2 separate regions of the Mus musculus genome follow, and region 2 is linked to region 1. The links are chromatin loops, found by intact Hi-C in ENCODE. Cell type or tissue: heart. All regions are shown on one strand. Each heading gives the region's core, and the rest is flanking DNA. Links, peaks and the distances in the headings are about the cores only.

Evidence for each region. Peaks named below come from ENCODE experiments on the same cell type or tissue, not always from the same donor. Only the 100,000 strongest peaks of a DNase experiment are listed, where the experiment ranks them.
Region 2: a loop joins it to region 1, with 11 times the contacts of the local background. A loop is called at or near these places in 16 of 42 quality-filtered maps.

The regions. Positions count from the first base shown.
Region 1 is chr6:42,610,158-42,615,545 of GRCm38, reverse strand. No RefSeq gene overlaps it. Among named protein-coding and RNA genes, the nearest start is that of Tcaf3, 15 kb to the right of the region's middle. In heart, for the core only: a CTCF peak has its summit at 3,143; no DNase peak of the experiment used is centred there.
Region 2 is chr6:42,858,192-42,863,579 of GRCm38, reverse strand. No RefSeq gene overlaps it. Among named protein-coding and RNA genes, the nearest start is that of Olfr449, 26 kb to the right of the region's middle. In heart, for the core only: a CTCF peak has its summit at 3,174 (motif pointing right); no DNase peak of the experiment used is centred there.

The DNA.
Region 1 (5,388 bases), core at 146-5,145:
TAATAGTTTATATCCTGACTTTGATCATTCAGTTCCCAGATAAAAGACACACAACTTGTATGTTTATAATAAGCCTTTAGTGCACTAGAGCTCGACAGATATCTACCTTTCAGGCTATTATGTCTACTTCCCTATCAATAACCCTGAGTTATAACTTGCTATGTTCCATCTCTGATGCTCTTAACTCCAATCAGGCAGCCCTCATGGCCATGTTTTCATTACTGATCTAACCCATGGTGTCTTTCCTTTCCCCATCTTCTTCCTTCTCCTCCTCATTCTTCTTTGATCCCAAGCTTGGGACCCAAACACCCCACCTATCTTTCTTCTGCCCAGCTATAGCCTGTAGGCATAGTTATTCACCAATCAGGGATAACTTGGGGCAAGGTTGCACAGTCTCTTGGGTCTAAGATTGGATTCTCTCATTCCTGGAGACAAACAGACCTTCAGAGCCAGTATTTAGCATTACAATACAGAGCAACAGACCAAATATCAATATTCAGTTACTCAACCAGCAAAGGTAGGCCATGGGAAATTAGCATCCAACATAAGTGGAAAACCAAACCAAGGCCAATCATAGTGATTAAAAATAAATTGTCTCCACTTAGAAATGGAGTTCAGGCAAGAACAATGCCTTCTTGTTCCTGCAGGGATAGAAACTTAAGGCCCTATGTGTTTCAGCCAGGTAAATGTAAGTTAGATGCAGGAGACAACTTTATTAGGGATGTAGTCTTTAGGGTGCCCTTATAGTCCACTCCTCAGAAATACAGCTTTCATTTCTCAACTGATCCTTAATAGACCATTTGAACAGGTAGAGTGAATGGATGGTCATTAAGAGCCATTCTGAATTGTACTAGTTATTTGTGGATCAGGTCAGTGAACTATACTAGCGGGAAAGGGGTGGCTGTAACCACAAAACAAAAATACTTTGTCATTATATAATTTCACTAAAACCAAACAACCTAAAAACTCTGTATCTCAGCCTGTGTTGTCTACCAAGGATCTAGCAGTTTGCTGTTTAAAATGCGCTGTGTTGGCCATATGTAACAGAGAAGGATGGAAGACCATGGGGTGGATGTTTCAGTCCTGCACTAAGGGGTGAACAGGATGATTGTGGGAGATGGAAGGAGAGGGAAACAAACGGGAGGGTGAGAAAGGAGGAAGAGGAAATAAGGGTGGCAGTATCAGAAACTGGAGGAGATGTGAGAGAGGTATAAGGGTCAAGAAATCGAATAAAAATAGGTGGGGAGGGGGGATGAGGAACTGGGGATAGCCACTGGTGGGTCCCAAACACCAGAGAAACGTGAGGCTCCTAGGACCCAATGGGATTGACTTTAGCCATAATGCGCAGAGAAGGGGGAGATAGAACCTGTGGAGACCACATTCAGTAGATAGGCACAGTCCCTGGTCAAGGGATGGGGCAACCCACGCATCCCAAAGTTTTTTAACCCAGAAATGTTCCTGCCCAAAGAAAGAACAGGGACGAAAAATGGAACACAGACTGAAGGAATGGCCAACCGGGAACGGCCCCACCTAGGGATAAATCATGTCTGCAGACACCAAACCCAACACTGCTGTTGTGGTCAAGAGGTGCTTGCTGACAAGAAAAAAGTGTGGCAGTTCCTGGGGAGGTCCAGCCAGCAACTGACCAGTGCAGAGGCGGATGCTTGGAGCCAACCATCAGACTGAACTCAGGGAACCTGGTGGGGTGCTAGCAGAGGGACTGGAGGACTGGAGGGGGACTGAAACCCCCTTTAGAAGAACAACTTAGGCAGGCCTGACCACCCAGTGTTAGACCACCAGCCAAGGAGTGTACCTGGAGGGATCCATGGCTCCAGATACACATGTAGCAGAGCCTTGCCTCACAGCAACTGGAGGGGAGGCCCTCGGTCCCGGGGAAGTTTGATGCCCCCAGAGTAGGAGGATGCTGGAAGCTTGGAGCAGGGCAGGAGAAGGTGGGTGGGTGGGGAGCACTCTCATACAGGCAAAACGGAGGGCAGTGTGGGATGGGGGAGGGTGGCGGAGGGGTAACCGGGAAGTGGGATATCATTTGAGATATAAGCAAATGGAATGATTAATAAAAAAAAAATAAGTTAAAAAATAAAATAAAATAAAATGCTCTGTGTTTATTTTTTTCCACAGGAACCAAATAAGAAATTGTGTTACTGTCCCCACTTCTGGAGGAGAAAATAGAGATACAAAGATGAGAAACAGAAAAGCTGAACTTCTGATTCTGGCAGTTTGATTCCAGATCTTCTGACAGGACAGTGCCAACCTGCTGGTAGCATGATACTGTCTCCATCAAACCCTCCTCAGCTTCTGGACCACAGAGTCTGGATTCAAGCAGAAAATGATTACTGGATGTTAAAGGTCATCTATCCAAGGCACACATACCTTAGAGCAGTGGTTTTCAACCTTCCTAATACTGCAACCATTTGATACAGTTCCTCATGTTGTGGTGACCACCCCCAACCATAACATTATTTTGTTTCTATTTCATAACTGTAATTGTGCTATTGTTATGAATTGCAATGTAAATATGTGTGTTTTCCCACGGTCTTAGGCAATCTGTGTAAAAGAGTTGTTAGATTCCCCCAAAAGGGGTCACAAGCCATAGGTTGAGAATCACTGCCTTAGGGTATGATTAACATCTTGTTCCACCTACCCGAGAGGGTTTAAAGCCTCCAAAAATGAGAGTTCTCTAGAGTCTTAGAGAAAGATGGACTTAAGTTTGGGGTAACTTTTTTTAAGGACACTCCAACTGAATTGTTACTATATTGGACAGGAAAACCCAACCTTCTATATTGCTAGCATGAAGGATGCAATTTGATGTAAGAAGTCACCCTAACAAGGTTCAGGGAAGTACTTATTACTAGTTGTAAAGAAGACAAAAAACACCCTACCTCTATGCCCTTTGCAGAATGGGATAGAATCACTAACTTGTTAACAGAATGGATGGTTAGTGTCAGAAAAACAGAACTTTGGTATTTTATCTCACTAAGTGAACCACCAAATAGCCTCCCACTGAGGAACACTGCTAAAAGGACATAACAAACCCAAGTAAGGGGAATTGCATAATTTCTATGGTGAATGGGCCTTACAGTACTTTCTGTGTCACCTACTGTTTTGCTCTCCCCCTTGTGTCCACTCACAAACATTACAGCTTCTCCCCCATTAAATATAAAGGAAAGTGCTCTATGGGGCAAACTCAGCCTCTCTTCTGGTTTTAGTTAAAAAGAAATGTTATGTTGCCCCTCTCTTGAAGCAAAGTATTTTTCAATATGATTTTAATTTTCTGTCTCTAACATTCTCCCAAATTAGTATGCTTTAGTTGGAGTAAAATGTTTACATAAACCATCATTCACAATATTGTGCAAGAATGGATTTAGGGTCTTAAGATACAACAGCTTTACCTTCACCAATTAAATACATGCAGTATATCTAAATAGCACCTCCTTAAATTTATATTTCCAAAGAATAAATAATTATTAGAAGTAATCAGTTCAAGAACTTTTAAAAACTGATGTCACATGGTTTGAGCTATCAAGACATCTACGTCTAGACTGCAAAGAAATATACACTGAAAACAAACATGGCTTCTCTCACTTAAACATCATCTTCCAAAGAAAACATTTGCAGGTCATTGTGACTTTATAACTAATAGAAATATGCCATTTCATATTTGGACAGACTTCTCCTATCCAGTCCTCTGGGTGTGAGGGTCTCTGAGGGTGGCTAGAAGGTAGTTTGATTCAACATAACTAAGTAGCTAGTGTTAATTCAAACTTCAGGAATCTGACCCAATTAGTTTATTTTAGGCATGTTTAAGCACAGCATAATTTGGAGGAAGTTTTCCTGGTGATAAATAATTCAGTCCATGAGCACAATGAAGCTTAACATATGAGTGCATCAGAAATCATTGTAAAGTACAGGTGAAATCTTTAATAAAGATTAGTTCTATAGGTTGGTTATATGTGACAGCCTCCATAAAGATGGGTTTTATAGAATGACAGGCCACGATAAGGGTCTGGGAGAAGATCCAGCCACACAGTGTAAATATCACAGACTATTTACTGCATCTGCTCCCAGCCATTGGGGTAGAAAGCAGATTATACATCTCTCCCTTTGATCAGACAACGCTGTGTGTTTAACATTCCTGGTTCTCCTAGTGCCTATCTGTGAGCACATGGACCGCCCATATCTGGAGTATGCATAAATTAGTGTCCTCCCTCTCAGTGGAGAAAAGAAGTAATATGAAACCCAAGATATCACGGAACCACAATAAAAGCTGATGTTATATTTGGCTCAGAAAAGGTCACTTGGCCAGATGCAACCGCCTCTTGAGCTGAACAAACAAAATCACTCTACTCAGAGAGAAATATCCAGTATGCATCACTCTGGTTTTCTTTGCTATAACACAATACTAGAGGTAGCCACCTGACAAGGCTAGTTGGTATACAGCTGTGGAGGTGTAAAGTTAAAGTGCCAAATCTTACAATGGCCTTCTTCATGGAACATGTCTATGTGAACAGGACAAAACACAAGGAATACACAGACAGTGTGTGTGTGTGCTGCACTAGAGGAATTTATCCTAATAATTTACCTAATCCTAGTCATACCCCGAATGTCTCACATCTCAATACCAGAATTAAATTAACCCCCCTTTTTTAGTATTTATTCAATTTACACCCGACTCTTCGCCCCCTCCCTGTCATCCCCTTCCACAATCCTTCCTCCTCTCCCCCTCCCTTCTCCTCTGAGAGGCTGGAAGGTCCTGGGTATCCCCCACCAGGAAACATCAAGTCTCTGTAGAGTTAGGCACATCCTCTTCCACTGAGGTCAGACAAGGCAATCCAGCTAAAGTAACATATCCCACATACAGCTTTCAGGATAGCCCCTGCTCCATTTGTTTGGGACCCACGTGAAGACTAAGCTGCACATCTGCTCCATAGCAGGTGCATAGATGTGTGAGACCTAGATCTAGCCCATGTATTTCTTTGGTTGGTGGTTGTCTCTGAGAGCCCCAAGGGTCCAGGTTAGTTGACTCTGTTGGTCTTCCAGTGGAGTTCCTATCTCCTTCAAACCCACAGTCCTTCTCCCTATTCTTCCATAGGTGTCTCCAAGCTCCATCCACTTGGCTGTGGGTGTTTGGATCCATCTGAGTCAGATGCTGGATGGAGCCTCTCAGAGGACAGCCCTGCTAGACTCATGTCTGCAAACATAACAGAATACCTTTAATAGTGTCAGGGATTGAGGTTTGCCCATGGGATGGGTCTCAAGTTAGGCCAGTTTTTTGGTTGGCCATTTCCTCAGTCTCTGCTCCATCCCTGGTCCCTGCATTTCTTGTAGGATAAATTTGGGGTCAAAAGTTTTGAGAAGTCTGCCATCCAC
Region 2 (5,388 bases), core at 112-5,111, 250 kb before region 1:
TGTACATGTGTGCTTTATGTATGAAGATATTTGCACAGTTGTATGCCCAAGAGTGCTATAGCTGTATCTCAGAAGAATCTCCAAATTGACCTTGGTAAGCCATTTAACAATCCCAAGAACAATGTATTCCTGCTACCTCTAATAACTTTTGTGTCCTAAGAACTTTTGTTATTTTGTTGTTGTTTGTAGAGCATTCATCCTCCATGGAAAAAAAATAGACACTCAAAGTAATCTTGATTGCCATTTTACACATGGATAAATACAACAAATATTTTTTTAAAGCTGTAAGATCAAAAAAAAAAAAAACCAAACAAACAAAAAAACAAAGCTGTAAGATCAGCCTAAGACCAGATAATAGAACCCCAAATATCATGATTTTTCAGTCATGATAATAAATGTTAACAGACAACTTATTGAAAGAATTTACAGACTTCTCTTATTTTTAAAAAGTTCAGCTTACTCTCTTTTTAGGAAAGATGTAAACCAAAGAGATTTCTCAGAATTAGAAAGGGAAGTCTGGACAACAGAGTGCCAGGCAAGCAGCAGCCATAAAAGTCACATCAGACGAGGTTCAATCCAGACCCAAAGCACAAGTGGGATATAAGGATATGAGTAGGAATGGAACAACACAGTGGCAGTGCAGACCGTCGACAGCTAAACTGCCATAAACAGGAGTTAAAGCAGGACCTGCTTCCATAAGGAGGACCCGCACACTGGTAAAGTGACACCTAAGTGGCTGGAGACATTCATTCCCTTTTCTCATCCAAATCAGATCATGGGAAAAGTTAAGACACAGACAGCCAGAGGATGGGACAGACAAAGGCATCTGGTGAATGTGCCAGAAGGGATTCTGAATCCAGAAGACAATGAACCTTCTTGGCAAATTCCACGAGAGCTTTCAAGCAAAGCCAAGCGAAGGGCAGAGATTAAACCATTCATAAAACTGGTTGCAAAAACTAGAAACAAAACAGGTAAAATTTTTCTCAACATGGTTTAAAAATCAAATACCAATGAGTTAAAGAATTAAAATTTCCAAGTATTTTAAATTTTCAAACGTAACAAGGTATAGAAATGTTTAAACGCTACTTAGAGAGGTCAAGTGGAAAGCCTTCCATGTTCTTGAATAGGACTATGAACATTTTAAACACAACAATTTCCCTGTAAGCTGTTCAATAAACAACATGCAACCCCACTGTAGGCAGCAGAAAGATTTACTCATTTTTAACTTACACAGGACGGACGATGCTAAAAGCATACTGGAAAGTACAAAGAATGAACAGCATAAAAACTCTACAAGAGAATAATCATGTTTAAAACTGGCCTTTTTTTTTTTTAATCACTTCAGACACCATAAATTATCACAATTTTAAGATTTAAACATTAAGTTACTAATTGTGGCTGGAGAGATATGTGATAAGCCAGTCCGAATCAAAAAGACTTTGGTAAACTAACTGAATATCTACTGGGATTTATCAAAAATCAGTGAGAGCACAATGGATTACATGATAAATGTAACAAAATTGCCAGCCATGCTACTAGTACTTAGAGGTAGGCCTCTCACTTTACATTGTTACTTATCTCTGAACTAGATCCATTCTGAAAGCATGTGGAATCAAGGGAAGGGGGGTTACCTACTTACTTTCAAGGGAAGACCATGCCAGTCTACAAATATTTAAAATCAATGGGTTGTAAAGATCTCTTTTATGTGTCCAGGCTTCTGGTGCTGGATTTTCTTGTTATGAAAGGCTGGCATTTGAGAAATGTCCATCTAGGATGTAGATTAACCAAGACAAAATAAATGTGATTCAATAATACAAAAGGAAAGTAAAAAGCATGGTTACCCGTTCCTTCTTTGCATGTTGGCTTTGAATTTGTTTTCACTCTTAAAATCATATATAACAGCTGAACATAGGGACATACATTATTAATCTCAGCGATGGGGAGGTAGAACCAGACACAGGAGATAAAGTTTATTTTAGGTTCTGCAGTGAGTTTCAGGCGGGCCAGGACTGCATTGCAAGGTCATATCTTTAAGAAAATCACAAATAATAGTAAATATATGAACTTCTTAGTAATGGTCATTTTCACCTCAATGCTGTGTCGCAAAGACCCAGTTCAGCTGTCTTGTCATCTACAGATAATTTTATGAGTTGTCTAACACAGTTTCACAAAACACACTTTGTTCAGATTTTTTCACATAATTTGAACTATTATGCATTTTAATTCCATGTATAAGCGCCCAGTGGAAATATTTTCACCAAGCAGGAAGCACCCGTTGACATAGCTGATGATAGTCATTCTTCCTTACTTTTGTTGTTGTTGTTGTTGTTGTTGCTTTTTCAAGACAGGGTTTCTCTGTGTAGCCATGGGTGTTCTGGAACTCACTCTGTAGACTAGGCTGACCTTGAACTCAGAAATCTGCCTGCCTCTGCCTCCAAGTGCTGGGATTAAAGGCATGCTCCACCACTGCCCAGCTCTTCCTTACTTTTGATATATACTTATAACTCTCGAGTCTGGCTGTGATTCTATAAGCACTGGAGGGACTAGCTTGGAGCGTCTGCCTTTGGTTTCCTGTGTGGTATCAGCTGAGAACAGTGCTTTACATTGGAGATTTAAAGCCTTCCTCTGCAGTTGATTGACATTTTACTTGTGACTTAAGTCTGCTTTCCTGTTTTTCTTGCGTTATACCTCTGCTCCTTAGTACACCCCTCCCTTCACAATCAATATTCTTTTGTGGGTTTCCTAGCCATCCAAACCTTTCAATATCCAGTGCAAATTCTGCCTCTCCTTAAAAAACAAAACAAAACAAAATAAAATTTTAAAACCCAAATCATGCGTTTTAATTACTCTGTTATCATAAGTCTCCTTCATGATCCATTAATCTGCTTTATTCACTGAATAATTAATATTTTCCCATCATATTATACTTCATGCTCATGTCCTATTATGCTAGAACACATGAGATGAGAAATCATGACTTATAATACTGTGCATCCAAACTGAAGGTGCACTTCACAGAAAAGGTTTTCGGCCTAATGTAGACCAAAGGAAGATTCTTAGTTTCAGATTTTGACTTATTTACCTGGATAATAGAGAATATCGGACCAGATGAGGAGCTCATGCTGGCTTAGCACTTACTGTCCAATGTATCCTTAACTGAGCACTACTTACATTGACCACTAGATGGCACCAACACCAAATAAAATTCTCTGCAAGTGGTCCTAACATTTTTTTTTTAACTAAATTCTGATTATGATTTCTTTTTTTTTTTTTTTAAGAGGAAGTACCGATTTATCCTGTAGCAAAATGAAAATATTATCATCAGAAAATGTTTTAATATAAATTTAAATTACAGGTCAATTTATCAATTGTCTTGGTCATAATTCAAGTATTTAGTACCCACATGTACATGGAGTTTTTTATTACAAAGCTGTTCAAAATATGCAATTCTTCCTGTACCATAGAAACTTCTTTTATTTATTTATTTATTTATTTATTTATTTATTTATTTATTTATTTATTTTCTTTCCATTTTTTATTAGGTATTTAGCTCATTTACATTTCCAATGCTATACCAAAAGTCCCCCATACCCACCCACCCCCACTCCCCTACCCGCCCACTCCCCCTTTTTGGCCCTGGCGTTCCCCTGTTCTGGGGCATATAAAGTTTGTGTGTCCAATGGGCCTCTCTTTCCAGTGATGGCCGACTAGGCCATCTTTTGATACATATGCAGCTAGAGTCAAGAGCTCCGGGGTACTGGTTAGTTCATAATGTTGATCCACCTATAGGGTTGCAGATCCCTTTAGCTCCTTGGGTACTTTCTCTAGCTCCTCCATTGGGAGCCCTGTGATCCATCCATTAGCTGACTGTGGGCATCCACTTCTGTGTTTGCTAGGCCCCGGCATAGTCTCACAAGAGACAGCTACATCTGGGTCCTTTCGATAAAATCTTGCTAGTGTATGCAATGGTGTCAGCGTTTGGATGCTGATTATGGGGTGGATCCCTGGATAAGGCAGTCTCTACATGGTCCACCCTTTAATCTCAGCTCCAAACTTTGTCTCTGTAACTCCTTCCAAGGGTGTTTTGTTCCCACTTCTAAGGAGGGGCATAGTGTCCACACTTCAGTCTTCATTTTTCTTGAGTTTCATGTGTTTAGGAAATTGTATCTTATATCTTGGGTATCCTAGGTTTTGGGCTAATATCCACTTATCAGTGAGTACATATTGTGTGAGTTCCTTTGTGAATGTGTTACCTCACTCAGGATGATGCTCTCCAGGTCCATCCATTTGGCTAGGAATTTCATAAATTCATTCTTTTTAATAGCTGAGTAGTACTCCATTGTGTAGATGTACCACATTTTCTGTATCCATTCCTCTGTTGAGGGGCATCTGGGTTCTTTCCAGCTTCTGGCTATTATAAATAATGCTGCTATGAACATAGTGGAGCATGTGTCCTTCTTACCAGTTGGGGCATCTTCTGGATATATGCCCAGGAGAGGTATTGCTGGATCCTCCGGTAGTACTATGTCCAATTTTCTGAGGAACCGCCAGACGGATTTCCAGAGTGGTTGTACAAGCCTGCAATCCCACCAACAATGGAGGAGTGTTCCTCTTTCTCCACATCCTCGCCAGCATCTGCTGTCACCTGAATTTTTGATCTTAGACATTCTGACTGGTGTGAGGTGGAATCTTAGGGTTGTTTTGATTTGCATTTCCCTGATGATTAAGGATGTTGAACATTTTTTCAGGTGCTTCTCTGCCATTCGGTATTCCTCAGGTGAGAATTCTTTGTTCAGTTCTGAGCCCCATTTTTTAATGGGGTTGTTTGATTTTCTGAAGTCCACCTTCTTGAGTTCTTTATATATGTTGGATATTAGTCCCCTATCTGATTTAGGATAGGTAAAGATCCTTTCCCAATCTGTTGGTGGTCTCTTTGTCTTATTGACGGTGTCTTTTGCCTTGCAGAAACTTTGGAGTTTCATTAGGTCCCATTTGTCAATTCTCGATCTTACAGCACAAGCCATTGCTGTTCTGTTCAGGAATTTTTCCCCTGTGCCCATATCTTCAAGGCTTTTCCCCACTTTCTCCTCTATAAGTTTCAGTGTCTCTGGTTTTATGTGAAGTTCTTTGATCCATTTAGATTTGACCTTAGTACAAGGAGATAAGTATGGATCGATTCGCATTCTTCTACATGATAACAACCAGTTGTGCCAGCACCAATTGTTGAAAATGCTGTCTTTCTTCCACTGGATGGTTTTAGCTCCCTTGTCGAAGATCAAGTGACCATAGGTGTGTGGGTTCATTTCTGGGTCTTCAATTCTATTCCATTGGTCTACTTGTCTGTCTCTATACCAGTACCATGCAGTTTTTACCACAATTGCTCTGTAG